Linked DNA regions of Homo sapiens: region 1 is linked to region 2. A link is an interaction called in ENCODE POLR2A ChIA-PET data of the cell type or tissue named here. Cell type or tissue: OCI-LY7. All regions are shown on one strand.

What was found. ChIA-PET counts read pairs that join two places held together with the same protein. Peaks named below come from ENCODE experiments on the same cell type or tissue, not always from the same donor. Only the 100,000 strongest peaks of a DNase experiment are listed, where the experiment ranks them.
Region 1: POLR2A ChIA-PET joins it to region 2 with 6 read pairs; 2 of 35 experiments call an interaction of 5 or more read pairs at or near these places.

The regions. Positions count from the first base shown.
Region 1 is chrY:19,590,496-19,598,495 of GRCh38, reverse strand. It overlaps the pseudogene TXLNGY. Among named protein-coding and RNA genes, the nearest start is that of KDM5D, 150 kb to the left of the region's middle. In OCI-LY7, no CTCF peak of the experiment used is centred here; no DNase peak of the experiment used is centred here.
Region 2 is chrY:19,538,605-19,546,604 of GRCh38, reverse strand. No RefSeq gene overlaps it. Among named protein-coding and RNA genes, the nearest start is that of KDM5D, 200 kb to the left of the region's middle. In OCI-LY7, no CTCF peak of the experiment used is centred here; a DNase peak (open chromatin) is centred at 4,944; H3K4me3 peaks cover 2,631 bases; H3K27ac peaks cover 3,653 bases.

The sequences.
Region 1 (8,000 bases), 52 kb before region 2:
GTCCAGTGACAGACAATCTTTCCATAAATGATATCATAAAAATGACAACAGGAACCACATTTTCCAAATTTGTCATTTAGAAAATTCACTTCTTCTGTACACAGAAGATTAGCAGACCTAGAAAATTTTCCAAATAACTGTGCACACTGTCTATCCCTATCTCTACATACTCCTTTAAAGCAATAGCTAGTCTTATTATTGCAGTATCCTAAATCAGGAGCTTTCACATCAAGTACACAAAGTGCAGATGTTCCATTGCAATTTTCTGGAAAATCACACATATCTATGTTTTTTCTGCACAACATTTCTGATATCTTTCCTTAGAAAGTGAACATACAGCATCTGTTTCCTTTATCTCAAACAATAAAAGCACACAAAGACTAGAATGGGACACTATAGGGGTCCAGACTGAAAAATGGAGAGAGCCCAATATTTTTTTAGAAAGCATACACACACACACAAAATCTTATGGTGAAGTAGGACTGTCTGGCCATTTGTAATATTTTAAAATTCTATGTAGCTAGCCATAAGACAAAATTATAAAGGTTTTAGAGAAAATATCTGGGACAGAGGAAAGCCAACTTTCAAAATAGCCATCACAACCAGCCATCACAATCAACCTGGAACTAGGGTTGCCAAAATGAATACAAATCATTTATGGTTTTTATGGTGCCATAAAAATGCCAAAAAAAAATCAAGGCAAATCAGAATTAATTGGTCACCCTAAAAGAAGAGAAAGTTTCCAAGAGGACAAGAATCAAATCCTCTGTTCTAGTCTGTGGCTGGGAACAAGAAGACACAAATTCTGCTATTCTCTGTTGTTAAGTTACCTGCTCTTTCAGTTGTGCTTCTTCTTGTTTCATTTCTTCATATTTGTGCCTCGATTCTGTTGCTTCTTTTAATAACTAGAAAACAGATACATTCTGACAGAATACTAACAACAATTATAAACATGGTCAAAATGTCTAACAGATAGGCTTAATCTTCCAGTAATTATCCTGGCAACAATGACAGGTCAACCCAATTATCTCAATTTCTAACTACTTCTATCTCTTATCTGTTCCACTGGTGAACACTTAGGAATGTAGGAATAATTGCTTAAAGAGAAAAAGTAACCTAGAAGCATAATAAAGTTTATAGTACTCAGGGTTGAAATGTTGTGTTTTACATGAGGAATAACTAGACATCTACACTTTTAGACAGAAAACGCAGCTAAGAATCTTGACATTGTCTAGGTTATTTAGAAAGCCCCTCAACTCTGTAAAAGATAAAAGCAGGTTAAAAGAATATGCAGCAAAGCAATGAAAATAGAGACCTAGTTTCTGGTCACTTTTTTAAAACCACAGGAAAGGAACAGCTAAGGGAAGAAAAGAGATTAGTTAGTATTTGAGTTTTTCAGAAACATAGATAATAAAGATGCATGGGAAGCAGCTGTGAAATTCAGTCACTGAATTTCTGAGGTAAAATGTCACATATTATGTAAATAAGCCTTAAACCACAAAATACACACATAGATATACATAGATACATACAAAATTTATACTCCAAGTTGAAAGGTGCAATTAAGTTTCTTTAATTGTGCACTGATATCTGTCAGCTTGCACTGAAGAGACATGCTGTGTGAAACATCTCTCCAAACCCTAGACTCATTCAATATGAGAGGCTTGAATGAGAAAACACTAAGGAACTAAATATTCATAACATGCTCTACTCAGGGCCTACATTACTTGAATGAAGAAAATGTAATACACCACATTATTAAAATCATTTTTCATTCATAGAATATAGTTTCATTTCCATGGGGGTAAATGGGTATAGTCAAATTAGATTTTTTCTGTGTTCTCAATTATGGACAGACAAAATCTGAATACATATTCTAGCAACAATGCTGACCAAGACACAGATAATTTTGTCAGAAAATTATACCAGAATATAATCAAAGTAAACAAATCATTTACCAATTTTTAAATTGCTTATTTAAAAATGAAATGTAACACTAGGTAGAAGTCTCATGTTCACTAAGTTGGTGTAAAATTTAACTGTCCCTAAATCTCAAAGCCTATCTTGCCTAATAACTGGCACAATTCTTTAACTTGGTGACCACTACATAGAAAGCAAAATTATCTTGTTTTTCCACTAATTTAATCTTATCTCCAGTAAATTTCATATGAAAATTTCATCAGAAACAGAAAGCTTAATACACACACACACACACACACACACACACTCGCATATCCCACATCCAGAGAGTAAGAAACAAAATTGCATGCCCTGGCACTATGTTAAGTGAGGAGTTTGTTTTAAATGGCTTTGGTTACAATTTTGGCGATCTTTTTTTTTTTTCCAAGAAGTAGAACTTACAAACTCTCTCTCTCTCTGATGTCTTTCATCAGCTTCTTTTATCAGCTGTGCTGTTTGTTGAAGTCTGGCATCTACAAGCTGTTGTCGTAATTCCTTATGTTTGAACGCTTTATTAATTTGCTACAGGAAAACAGAATTTCTTGCACCACTAACCAAAGAAATAAATACAGTGGGGAGAAAACATAACACAAATTTCTAGAACCCTGCTTACCCTTCTTTTCTGCTGCTACCACTGTAGTTAAGAACACTGACTCCTTCTGTCCCCGTCACTGCAGAAGTGGCTACAACATATCATCTTGCAAACTATCCCACACTAGAAAGAGCACAACCCTCTAACTGCTGCCCCATGTCCCACCCTATCAGACGTGGGCTGTCCCCATCAAAATATCTGTACTTCTTGCTTCTGCCCTACATTGGAAAAAAAAAAGCTGATATTTTATCAAGAAAAAGATGGATAAGGAGATCAAAATATCAAATTCATTTATTACACACATAATTCCTGGACATTTTTTGTTCACAAAATCTTCTGAAATTCCTTAATTGTAGGTAGCCTGATAAAATGAAAAAAATGGTCTGGAGCAAATCCTAGCTTATTGTATGATCCAGGACAATTTCTTCTCCTTGTGAAACACAGTTTCCTTATCTGCAAAGGTTCATGACCATACCTAACTTGCAGAGTTGCTGTCCAAATCTATGCAATAATTAAACTGTGTAAGGTGCTTGATGCCTGGCACATATTAAACATTTGGTAAAATCCTGTTATTATTTAAAAGCTATGTCATTAAGTGCTATTGTACATACAATAGACTCATTAGGAAATCCCTCCACACATGGAGGTTCTATGTGAAGGAAGAAATGCTAGCTGAAAATAATGTACTTAAATTAAGTTTTGAGAAGACTGCAACAGATAATCTGTCTTAATCTGCAACTGATTTTATCATTATTCAATTATTTTCTGATAAAAGAAAAAGACTGTAATATCTAAACAAGACATACAAGTAGTACAACTTGAACACATGTCCTCTCCCAATCTGCTACTTCTATAGCAAATTTGGAGAGTTTAATACAGTTAAAATAATATAAATCCTAAAGAGTAAAATAATAAAAAATAAAATAAAATTAATCATTTTTAATACCATTATTTAAAACAATGGAATTTAAAGGATTCTTTTAAAAAAACTGATGATATTCATAATATGCTTTATAATATAAAACAAATTTAATTTTAAAAGTTCACTATATAGGCCTAAAAAATTTCTTTAATAAATACATTCCAAGGAAAAAAAAGAGGGGGGGGAAGCTTATATACTAAAAAGACTTGAGACATATTAAAACAATAAAATGTATAAACCTTATTTTGATGTTGATGTAAACAACCTGAAGGAAAAGGGAAGTAACAGATATTTAAATAGTACAGTGAGAAGGTATGTGATTACATAGCAATTGTTTAACCTTTTGGAGTAAAAATAGTACAGTGATTATGGCTTAAAAAGAATCTTATTTCATGATGCATATTTGAATAGTAATAAATAAAATGATATAATATCTTGGATTTGCTTAAAAATAGATGGAAACAAGAGTTGCTAGAAACAAAAGTAAATAATTGCTAAAGCCAAGTGATATATTCTACTATAAGTTTGCAGCTTCCATAATAAGTTTGAAATGTTCTTGAAACATAGAGGAAAATGGTTTAAAAGATACTCAAAATCTTAAAGAAAAATGTTTTCAAAAGTAGCATGAAAAGGTGTAACTCAAAATAACATTTTGATATGCATAAAGTAATATTTACTGTTTTATTAATTTTTAAATTGTCACTTTCTATTTCCAATTTTAATCTACTAAGTAAGGATTTAAATATATATTTTACTAGCTTAAAGCATAATAAAGGAAGGGGATGCATCCTTTGAAAATTGAAATCTTACCCTATGTATAGACCTCTAAAAGTAAAGAAAAAATAAAAACAAATAAGCAGGTTATCACCTATTTGTTTTTTATTTAGCCATCATACAACTTCCACATCAATTTATAAAATAACTCCAATGACTAGGTTCGACAACTATTGAGTCCTCCACAAACTTTTTACTTCATTGATTACACAAACAATGTGACTTGGTGATGGGTAATTAGTAGGTTCCTTATTCTCACAAATAGCACAATTCTCCTATTTATATTGTTCAGATTGTCACAGAAATCTGAGATACAGAGTATTTAGGGAACAAATCTGTATTATTAGACTGCATAAGAGAAAAATATCTGTATGCTATATTGACAATCTTGTAGCATCATATGGGAGACAAGTGGTACACATCTCCTAGAAATCCCTTTACTTATCCTACTCCACTGACACTTGGGCCAAGTGATGCTCCAATTTAGTCATTCTGTTTACAGGTTTCTACTCTTTTCCTAATAAACATGTAATTTCCACTGTGCATACACAAAAGTTCTAAAATACTGTCCTGTGAAAGAGTTTTTACTTTACGGTAGGGTGTAGCTTTTGCTACTGGTGAGCAGCTGTCTATAAACAAACCAAACGCCGTTTACCTCTTCCCTCAGTGCATACTGGTCAGTGAGCTTCTTTAGCTTTTCTCCCATTTCCATGTTCTCCTGCTGCAGTTTGGCATTGTGTATTTCATGCTGTTCCAGCTGGGCTTGAGTTTCAGTTAAAGTAATTTGGAAATGTGCAGTTACTTCTTTAAGAACTTCTTCCTCCTCTTTTTTCTGCTGCATATGTTCCTCCTTATTATCCAAAATAATGTATGTTAAAAGTACAGACCTACAGATAAAGCTCGCGAAAAAGAAGCTACTGCTATGTGAGTTCATTTATTGCTCCCATGAGGTGTTGCTTTTAAACTATAATTCCTCCCCCTTATTTATGACCAGAAATCTCTCATTTAAAAGCAAGCAGCTTTTTCTAAGTAGATAATTAGAGAAAAGCAAATGCCCTACTATAAAATAAGTATCATCTGCTGATCCAGATATTCACTATACTATAATTAAATATAAGTAAGATGCTGCTCCACAGTTAGTTTCTTCCACATTATTTTCCCAAAAGTCATCCTCACTGGTTAGGCAGTATACCATCCTACATCAGCCTGAAGATCTTACAGCCTACTTTCTGAGTTACACTTTCAATTTTATAAGAGGGAAGGGACAAACTAAATCATTATTTTACAAAGTTTACTTTCAAAGTCTTACTAGGATACAAGTGTCAACAGACCTTTACCTAAACAGTTATCAGTACAGTCTAAATATTGACAGTGCTATCTACTTTTATTATATTTAAATCCAAGATTTCAAAAGCAAGAAAAATAAATACAAACCTTACAAGTAAGAACCTATTTCACAAGCTGTCCTATGTTCTTGAGTTTACTGTGATGAGGGTGATCCAGCACCATCAAAATAATACTCCAACCATACACCCCCTAGCAATACCACAAAGTCAGACAAATTCCTCTGATGGATGGCAGATTCTTTCCAGGATCTCTGCTTTTTACTTCCATTATTGAGACAAGCTGTCATACTTAATCCTTCTTCTGTTATAATCAGCCTAGCTGTAAGTAATATTCTAAAGTATTTAGCAACCAAATAGCCAAAGATGGCAGAATGTAGTTTAACAATCTATCCTATTAACTTTTATAGTAGAGCTCTACAGTGTGTTTTTCTTTCTCAAACTCACACTGACTATGGCTACCAGTTTCTTCATTTCAGCTAAGATTTTCACTCATTACCAAAAAAGGACATGATAACCAACTACACCAAAAGCCAACAAAAATATCTGGCAACTGTGAGCTTTTTAAGCAGGAGAGCTGTGAACATAAAAACCAATGTCATCTAGATTCCCTGTGATCAAGTATACAGTAGACTAAGGTAGAGCTTATCCTTGAATCTGAAACCAAAATTTACATAGAGTGAGTCTTTAGAGAGTTACCTCACAGGCAGCATCAGCTCAAGCAAAACAAAAAGCAAGGGATCTCTGTGTTAAGATGTCTACAAAGTTGTCTGCTTAGGAATCTGATCTACCAGCACAAGTGTACCTGAGCCAGTTAACAAGAAGCCATTATAGCAACTAATTCCCATTAAAAGACATAGAGCAAGAATTTATTTCAAGTAGTTACAAGGCGATTATAAAAGCAGCCTAAGTAGTTCCTGAAATACAGTAAAATAAACCAACTAACCTTTAATGTCTTATTTTGACATTAATTTTGCTGAAGTTCCCTGCAAAGAGATTCTAGCTTGCTTCTTGCCAAGATGGTCTTGCTGTATTCACTCTGCAAGTGAACTTTCTCTTTGACAATCTGAGCTTGCTTATTCTGCAGAATCTTCATTTGCCTCTGAACATTCCTGCTTTCCTCCAGCTAAAATTAATAACCACTTTACATTTAGGAAGTATAGTAATCTGAGTTATAGCTCTAAGCACTGCAATTACAGCCATGGAACATTTTATGTTCCCCTCTTTTCTAGTGACAGGAAAGTATGTAAATAATTTTGTGTAGCAAGAAAAGCAATCTTAATCTCCATTTTTTATTAATAGGAAAAAGTAACCTTTTAATCAAAAGCTTATTTCAGACTAAAATGATATAGTTTTCCTATTCTACAAGAGCTACTTTATTGAAACAGCTACCAAAATTAGAACACAATAAGCAGTGCTCAAGATTCATCAGTCAAGTCAGTTTCAGATTTATAATAAATGATTCCAAATTATACTACTAGATAACATAGTGGTCATCCTAATTCTTGAGTAAAGCTTTTATGAAAAATAAAAAATTGACGAAGCAAACATTTCAAGAGAGAATGAAATATCAAGAAACCTATCAAACATCCTTGCAGGCAATATTCTTATAGGTATTAAAAACACCTTTATTGGCCAGGGATGGTGGCTCATAACTGTAATCTCACTCAACACTCTGGGAAGTTGAGGTGGGAGGATCACTTGAGCCCAGGAGTTCATGACTCCATTTCTACAAAAATTTTTTTAAAATTAGCCATGCATGCTTGTGCATGTCTGTAGTGCCAGGTACTCAGGAGGCCGATACAGGAGAATTGTTTGAGCCTAGGAGTTCAAGACTGTAGTGAACTGTGACTGAACCATGGTATACCAGCCTTAGCGACAGTGCAAGACTCTGACTAAAATAAATTAATTAAATAAATAAATAATGCAGTATTTCAGTCACTTCCACCTCTACTGTGGCCAATTTTACAAAGTGCGTTTTCAGATCTACTAAATCCAAATCTTCAATTTGACAATTCTTGTGTGATTTCTATGTGTTTGAGGACCACCCTAGATGACCATGCTACAGTATGCAACCAAATTGCTCTTTCTTCCCCAACCCTTTCATGGCTGACAGCTAGGAAATCTCCTAACCTTCTAGTACACTGCTTTTTCTACCAGAAATTCAATGCTTTTGTCAGTCTTTCTTTTATCTTCTTTGTTGCTGTCTTCTTTTTCTGGCATTTCTCGCATGAGTTTCCTCAGGCTGATGTAACAATTGAGACTGGCTTCCATATCCAATGGAAGCATTCCTTTCCTGAACATAGCAAGCAACAATTTTATTTTCTGCTGTCTTTGCTTTTGGACAGTTCTAAGCTATTTACATTTATGCTCAGGGATTCCTGCTTCTCAAAATATCAGAAGGTGCCAG
Region 2 (8,000 bases):
ATACTATGCAGCCATAAAAAAGGATGAGTTCATGTCCTTTGCAGGGATATGGATGAAGCTGGAAACCATGTTTTTCAGTAAACTATCACAAGGACAGAAAACCAAACATTGTATATTCTCACTCATAGGTGGGAATTGAACAATGAGAACACTTGGAAACAGGGCAGGGAACATCACACACTGGGGCCTGTTGGGGAATGGTGGGCTAGAGGAGGGATAGCATTAGGAGAAATACCTAATGTAAATGACGAGTTGATGGGTGCAGCAAATCACCATGGCACATGTATACCTGTGTAACAAACCTGCGTGTTGTGCACATGTACCCTAAAACTCAAAGTATAATTAAGGAAAAAAAAGAGTTTTCAATTTCTGAAGCCATCAGGCAAGGAGGATAAGATTTTATTTACAAAAGCTTAATTTCCATTTTAAAAAGCATAATGAACCTACTAGATTGTTATACATTACAGATAGCTTAAAAAGAAAGAGAAAAGACTTCTTATGTGTCCAGATCTAAAGACTTAAAATAATGTCAAGAATATTTCAAAGAATGTTTCCTTATTTGTTCATTCAGGTATTTGTAACCTGAATATAATTCTTATATTGCTAGACCTTGAATTAATAGTGTCATGAACCCAATTACTTTTCTACTAAAAAGAGTTTTGAGCCAGGTGTTCAGTGGGACACCTACCTGTAGTTTCAGCTACTCAGTAGACTGAGGTAGGCAGATCCCCTGAAATAGGGGTTTGAACCAGCCTGTGCCATATAGTGAGACCCCAACTCTAAAGAATAAAAATCAGAGAAGAGACTGGAAATCCTGACTCTGTCTCAAAATTGTCTAAGCTATGTCATCAGAAGAATGTAGCCAAGGCTTTATTTGAAGTGTCAATAATGTAAAGAACTATGGGGCTCTGAAATAGAACTTCCGTGTTGAAAATGAAGTACTCTGGCCTGTAGCTGATTGCAAGAGCTTGAGCTTTCATAGAAGCAAATAAAAAGCTATCTTTAGATAAACAATGCTTAAAATGGCCATAATTAACTTATTACTAATCACTTTTAAACATAAAATATCTGATGAGTTAATAATAAAAAAAAATTGGAACTGACAGGGAAATTTAATTGCATTTGTGGTTTGCAAAACAAAGCTAATACAAAAAAGTTTAAAAACAATGTCTACAGAGATAAGAATGACTATTTTCAAATAATGTACTGAATAACATATCTGATACAAAAATAGATAAATTTTTCCCAGACAGGAAAATATCTTGAAATTTTATACTTTTTTAGGAGAATGTGCATACTTATAATGAATATAGTGAAAATGTGTTAAGAACATAGAAACAATGTATTAAGAATATACCGAGAATATTAAGTGAAGAAATTTAGTGAATCTGGAGAATATCCTAACCACGTATATATTTTGTTTTTGTTGTTGGAGAGGCAGGATCTCACTATGCTGCCCAAGCTGCTCTCCAACTTCTGGATTCAAGGAATCCTCCTGCCTTAGCCTCCTAAAGTGCCAGCCAACCATATGAGTGTGACAGCCTCCTAAAGTGTGCGCCAACCATGCTCAGCCAGTATTTTAATACACCATCTATATTTTAATAAAACTTAAGAGATGCATCCCAATAGAAATTAGTGGGCCAGAAGATGGTGTATTAAACTGAAAATGTAAAGTTGTGATGAAGTTAATATCTTAAAAAATTATTACTGATAATGCCATATTGTTTTGGCTTAATATCAGGCTAAGTAACCACAGTATTCTGATTTAAAAAAAAACATACTAGAGAGCAAGTTTATTGACAAATCTTTAGGAACTTCAGGTACAGCATATGATTTCTGAACTATGTGTGTAAATAAGGTTTTGTTTATTCAAATTTAACACAGGGTAGTCTGTGTATGCCTTCCGATTTGATAGCTCTAATAAAACACTTTAATAGTACCATATCAAATAAATTTTATCATCATCGATTTTCTTCTTAATATGAAATAACACATATTTGTGATTTTTCTAAGAGTCAAAATCTCAAAAATCATTTTAGGTATAAAATATACCCCGAAAGTTTTATTTTATTCCATTTTATAATTAATCTGACTTGGAAAGGGGAAAAAAGCTCAAAGGGTATGTGAACATTTCATTAAGATAGGACCATTGGTGTCTGAGAAACAATATTTGGTTACCCACTTAAAGGAGACAATAAAACATGTAAAAATAAATACAGAAGTGAAGAAGTTAATATGTGATTTTGAAAAATATTACATTCAAAAGTGGAAAACTTTTTTTGTATTTTTTCCTTCAAAAAAATGAAGACAAATAATGAGGAGAAAATTATTCTACTAAGGCACAGACTCTTTTTTATCTAGGCAATAAGGAAAAAAAAGAATAATCCATCATATTGCAAGGGAAGGTAAATAAGAAACCAAGGAAATGTGTCCATCAAAACTGATCAAATTTTGCCAGTGTGGCATCTTAAAATACATTTCATAGCTTTTCAAACTCAAATATGAAAACAATTTGTTTTTTAGATTTTTTTTTTCTTTTTACTTCAAGTTCTTTATATTCTAGACTAACACTTTAGGGCAGATATTGGAGGGTGTGTCTCTCTTGGTGCAACTATTGCCTTTGCTTCAAATGGTGGCATATGGAGGAGGACACAACCTGTAGGAAGTGTTCAAGGAGTCTGGTAGTGACACCTGCTCAATATTGCTAGTGATAAAACTGTAGCCACTGTATAGCAATATCTGCCTGTAGAATGTCATTTCCTTTGAGGGGTACATTTTTTTTAGAGTTTCCTATAACCTCTAGAGCTGAACTTCATAAAAATAGGTAAAGGTTGGCCTTAAAAAGCCTACATTACACACTTTCAGGATGCTAGACCTAATAGTAAGCCAGGGATGAATCTGTAGAAGGCTCAGGTATCAGCTTTATTTATATATGTTAGTTCTGAGAGAGTAGAATATTTTTTTCTCTGTAGTGGCTCTCTAACAGCTATTAGGTTTACAAAGAGCTGTGGCCCAGATATTATTAACTGTCATCTTCCAACAGTTCCTTTCCAATGTATCTCTTACTAGAAATACTATTACATGATGTTTTTTCTGAAATGATTACTCAATAGGTTATAATGACAGCAAGATCTCCAACTTAGTTCATACTGATATTAAGATATAATAAAAATAGTATGTAAAGTAGATAATATAACTCAACATAAAGGGTAGAGGAAAGCACTTCAATTTGTTAACATAACATAATTTAACTTGATTAGGATCCAAAATCCTTCAACTCAGTTTCTCTCATGTTTCCATACTGGAAAATGAAAACTGCATATTTCAGAGATGTGCATTTATTCTCTTCTGTCCCTACTCCATTCGTTTATCACAATTTTCTTTCTCTGTAAGGACAGAACAAATCGTGTTTTTATGCCTTGATAAAGAAGAAAATATTTTTTTCTGGACACATAATTATCTGAAAAAGCAACTATTAACTTGGGAACTTCCTCTTCTTCTGAATTCTGGTTCTTGCAGGAGTGTTTAGACACCTTAATATCCTCTTGTCCTCACCTTTGTAAACTAGAACAAGACAGATTATTTGTTGTCCCAGAAGCCTGTTGGGAAATAAGAAGAGTTAGAATGACTCGATGTGTGTGGGTGGTGGTGGTGGTGGAAAGGAATGGGTGAGGGGAGGGGAGTGGATAGCGTATGGGCACAGATAGCCCTGTAGGAAAAGCAGTTTGCTTAATGTCAAGTTTGAGCAGCCTGCTAAAAAAGAAATAATGGGAAAGGGAGTGACTGTGATTGAGCCAGAAAAGAACCAGAGAACCTCAGATTGGGGATTTATTCTTGCATTGTACTGTTTCTTGTTCTGCAGGTTGTACTATAAGTTTCTTTCTATTGATGACTAGGAGTGGAAAATGCATACAGAGAAAGCGCCAGTCCCTATTGCACCATGGAGTTAAAGATGACTATTGACTTTAGCCACCAGGACTGAGATAGAAGCTAAGCAACTGCTGTGCTCATGCCCTGAGAAAGTGCCACTACTTGTGTCCTCAGCCCAGGGAATGGCAGGCACCAAGGGGTCCAGAACAGTGAAGACCATGCTGTAGGCTCTGCTACTCGCTGGCAGGGCTTAAACAGACAGACAAGTAGAGGCTGCAGATCCCGGTGCTGGTGACTGGGTGGGCTAAATGTGGTATGAGATGCAAGGCTCATATATATTGGCTACTCCTATAGCGTCAGTGACTTGTGCACACACTTCCTGATCTCCAGTATTTTGGTTCTAGCCTTTTGCCTGCGCTTGCCAATCTTTTTGGTCGACCTGAAGTGTTTTGCTTTGCTTCTCCCACTTTTGTTCTGTCTTGCGTGTGAGCACTTCTTGGCCTGATGTCCCATAGCTTGGGCTTATCTTGGTATCGTTCGCAGCGAAGAATTTAGGCACAAAGTTCGGCCGCTGACTCAAAAGTCTGTCTTTCCGTGCCTGAGATATTTCACTTAACATAATGTTCTTCAGTTCCCTTTATGCTGTTGCAAATTACAAAACTTCGAGGCGGAATCTGGGTTCCACTCTAAAGAAAACTCACTGCAAGTGGCAAGGAAAGCAAAGCAAGCGGGTTTGGGAGGTTGTCATGAAGGTGAGCAAGGCTAGTGTGAAGTTTCAGTCACCTGTGATAGAGTGGCAAATTGCTAAGGCTTTGGGAATTGCAACCGCAGGGATGGATGCAAACGACCGCGCCCTAGGCTTCTCTAGCGAAGCCCCAGAGGCAAGGCGCTGGCTCCTACCCAGGGAGGCAGGATGTGGGTTGGGACAAGTTAGAGGTGGGGAATTAGGAGAGCCTTCGCAGCAGAGCAGAATGCAAGCAAGGTTCGAAATCCATTTAGGCACTGAAGGGCTTGCAGAGTTGCTGATGTGCTGTCAGAGAGACTCGCGGCTGAGCTAAGTAGGGACCGGAAACTACTCGTCCGCGAGTTAAAATAGGACTCCTGAGATTTCACGGCTCAGAGGTTTTCAGGTGCGTGTCTCTCTCGCTTCTTGTTGAACATCTTTAAATAAATCTTGTGGCCTTCCCTCCCTCCTCTATCCTGTGCACCTACAGCTAATTTCCCGACTTGTCCCGCGTGTGCATTGAGCAGCTTCTCACCCTTTCAGGAGCCAGCCTGGTAAAAGATGGGATCTCCAGGGTCGGTGGCTCACAGCTGTAATCTCAGCACTTTGGAAGGCGGGGGCGGGTGGATCACAAGGTCAGGAGTTCCAGCCTCGCCAATACGGTGAAACTCCTTCTCTACTAAAAATAGAAAAATTAGTCGTGTGTTGTGGAGGGTGCCTGTAAGTCCAACTTACTCGGGAGGCTGAGGCAGGAGAATTACTTGAACCCGGGAGGAAGAAGTTTCAGCGAGCCCGGATCACGCCACTGCACTCCAGCCTGGGCGACAGAGCGAGACCCCTTCCCCCACAAAAGGATGGGATCTCCAAAAGAGGTGGAGATGCCGTTGATTCAGGTTGCAAGCCTCGGCCGAATGGAGTATAGAGTCCAGCTTCTGTACTGATAAGATGGGTTTGTCTAAAGTGCAGAAATATTTGAACAATATTTCGAACTCTCTCGCGTGGCGGCAGTAAAGGCTTTTACAGTCAGAATGTGTGCTGACAATAAAGTGCAAGAGTGACTTGGGTTCGGTATTAAAGAAAAAGCGTAGTCGTTCCTATGTCTTCCCTGTGTCCCAGCGAGTAAGGATTTTTCTATTTTTAGCTCTCCTATACTCCGCTGGAACCTACTATACATAGAGAGCATTAGTCCATAGAGACTATGCACGTGGTAGGGCGAGGGAGGTCCAAACGAGATGATTCCTAGGCTATCCTTTCCTTCGAGGTCTTCCAAAGTCGTCGTATAGGACTGGCCCAGACTCCCGGTCCCAGCTTTAATGTACCTGGAAAGAAAGTGCTTTCTAACCCTTAGTTGAATATGAAAGCCTACTGTAGACGAGTACAAACTGAGGGGAGGATGTTGAGTTAGGGTAGCTCACAAATCCAGGGAAGATCATACATTAAGTTGAAATAAACTTTGCTTCTCTGGCTAGCGTCCTTACTGCAAGCTCAGCCAATTGCGGGCCAGCACTGGGTGTGGGCGGGATGAACTTGCTGTCTTCGTCAAGATCTCTCCCAGGAGCACAGATGTGGGCAAAAAGATGTGAGATGGGCTGGGTCAGGCAGTTGAGAGCTAGCAAGAAGGTAGGAAAGGTGAAGACACCAGATTAGGGGTGCACCAGAGACACCCCAGTTCTGTTCACTCAGGTTTTTGTTTTTGTTTGTTTTTTCAGATGGAGTCTGGTTCTGTCGCTCAGACTAGAGTGCAGTGGTGCGACTTTGACTCACTGCAACCTCCATCTCCTGGATTCAAGTGATTCTTCTGCCTCAGCCTCCAAAATACCGGTGCCACCATGTCTGGCTAATTTTTTTTTTGTATTTTTAGTAAAGATGGGGTTTCACTGTTTTGGCCAGGCTGGTCTCAAACTCCTGACCTCATGATCCGCCCACGTTGGCCTCCCAAAGTGCTGGGATTAAAGGCCTGAGCCACCACACCCGGCCTCACTCAACTTTTTAATGAAGATTTCTGGAGAGGGGTTTTCTCCCTTTTTGGCTGTCTGTGAAACTTCTCATAAACCTATTGATTTATTACCCCAAATAAATGCTTAATTTGTGAATAACAACATAAGATGGGAGGAGTTATGGGCTTAAGTTCAGCATATTTTAACGATGGACCCTAATTAGCCCCAACGGTGTTTCTTCTTTGTTGATAGTTTCAGATTCAGGGAGAGAGCCAGCCAGAATGGTCAAAATGTCTAATCTTCAACCTGAATACTTGGCTATGATCAAAAGGAGGTGAGCTGCAGAGAGAAAAGACAGCACCAGGCAAAGTAGTCACAGAAACTGAGCCCTGTACCTGATGGATTAGAAGATGAGGACTGGTCATAAGGTCAAAAGAGGCTCAAGTTCTACAAGGCAACTATGAAGAACAAAGTAGAAGGTCTATTAAAATTTAATTCTCTAAATACATGATAAAATAAGAAAGATAAAAATTTCAACTTAAAATAGCCAAGTCAAAAATAAATTATTATTATTTTTTTTCATATCTTTATGACTTGAGCTGAAAAGTAAAGGATGTTGGATGTTGGCTTAAAAATTGCTCAGGTGCCTGCAGTGATTCCCTAATATAGGCCTTTCTTAAGCACCTTCTCCCTTTGTAAAGACCCCATGTGTACAGGCAGTGTAGTTTGCCAATTTTAGGCAACTTCACAAATCAAAGAAGGGGATGTTCTTTACAGCTCCTTGATTCCAGCTGCTGCCCAGTGAAGCAGATACAATTTCTAAAAATTGACCATCTCCTCTGGGTTTTTGTTTGTCATCACCTTATGATATTACTGAATATATTAACACCCTATATCGTTTTCTCCAAAGTGTGAGGAAGGAAACTGTTTACTGGAAGTCAGGTCAAGGGAAGGCTCTTGTGTTGTGCAATAGTAATGTGCATTAGCCTGAATATATCAAACTGGTGAAACTCCAGTGGAGTTCTGCTGATTCTTTGTAGCACTTTTCTTCTCCAGTTTTTGATAACAGATATCATACAAACAGGACATTTCTGGATACTTTATAACTGGAAGGAGATTAAGAATAAGAAATGAAAATATTTATTTTTAAGTTAATAGATTTTTTGAAATTTCACATTTAAAGAAAAATTAGCCTGAAATTATAGAAAGTTCTCACATATCTTCCCTCCCTATGTTTTTATATTTGTCATCTTGCATTAATTAGTATAGTACATTTTTTCCAACTGATGAACCAATATTGATACATTACTATAAACCCAAGTCCATAATGTACATAAGGATTCACTCTTTTTTTTTTTTTTTTTCTGAGATGGAGTCTCACTCTGTCACCCAGGCTGGAGTGCAGTGGCCTGATCTTGGCTCCCCAGAAGCTCCGCCTCCTGGGTTCACGCCATTCTCCTGTCTCAGCC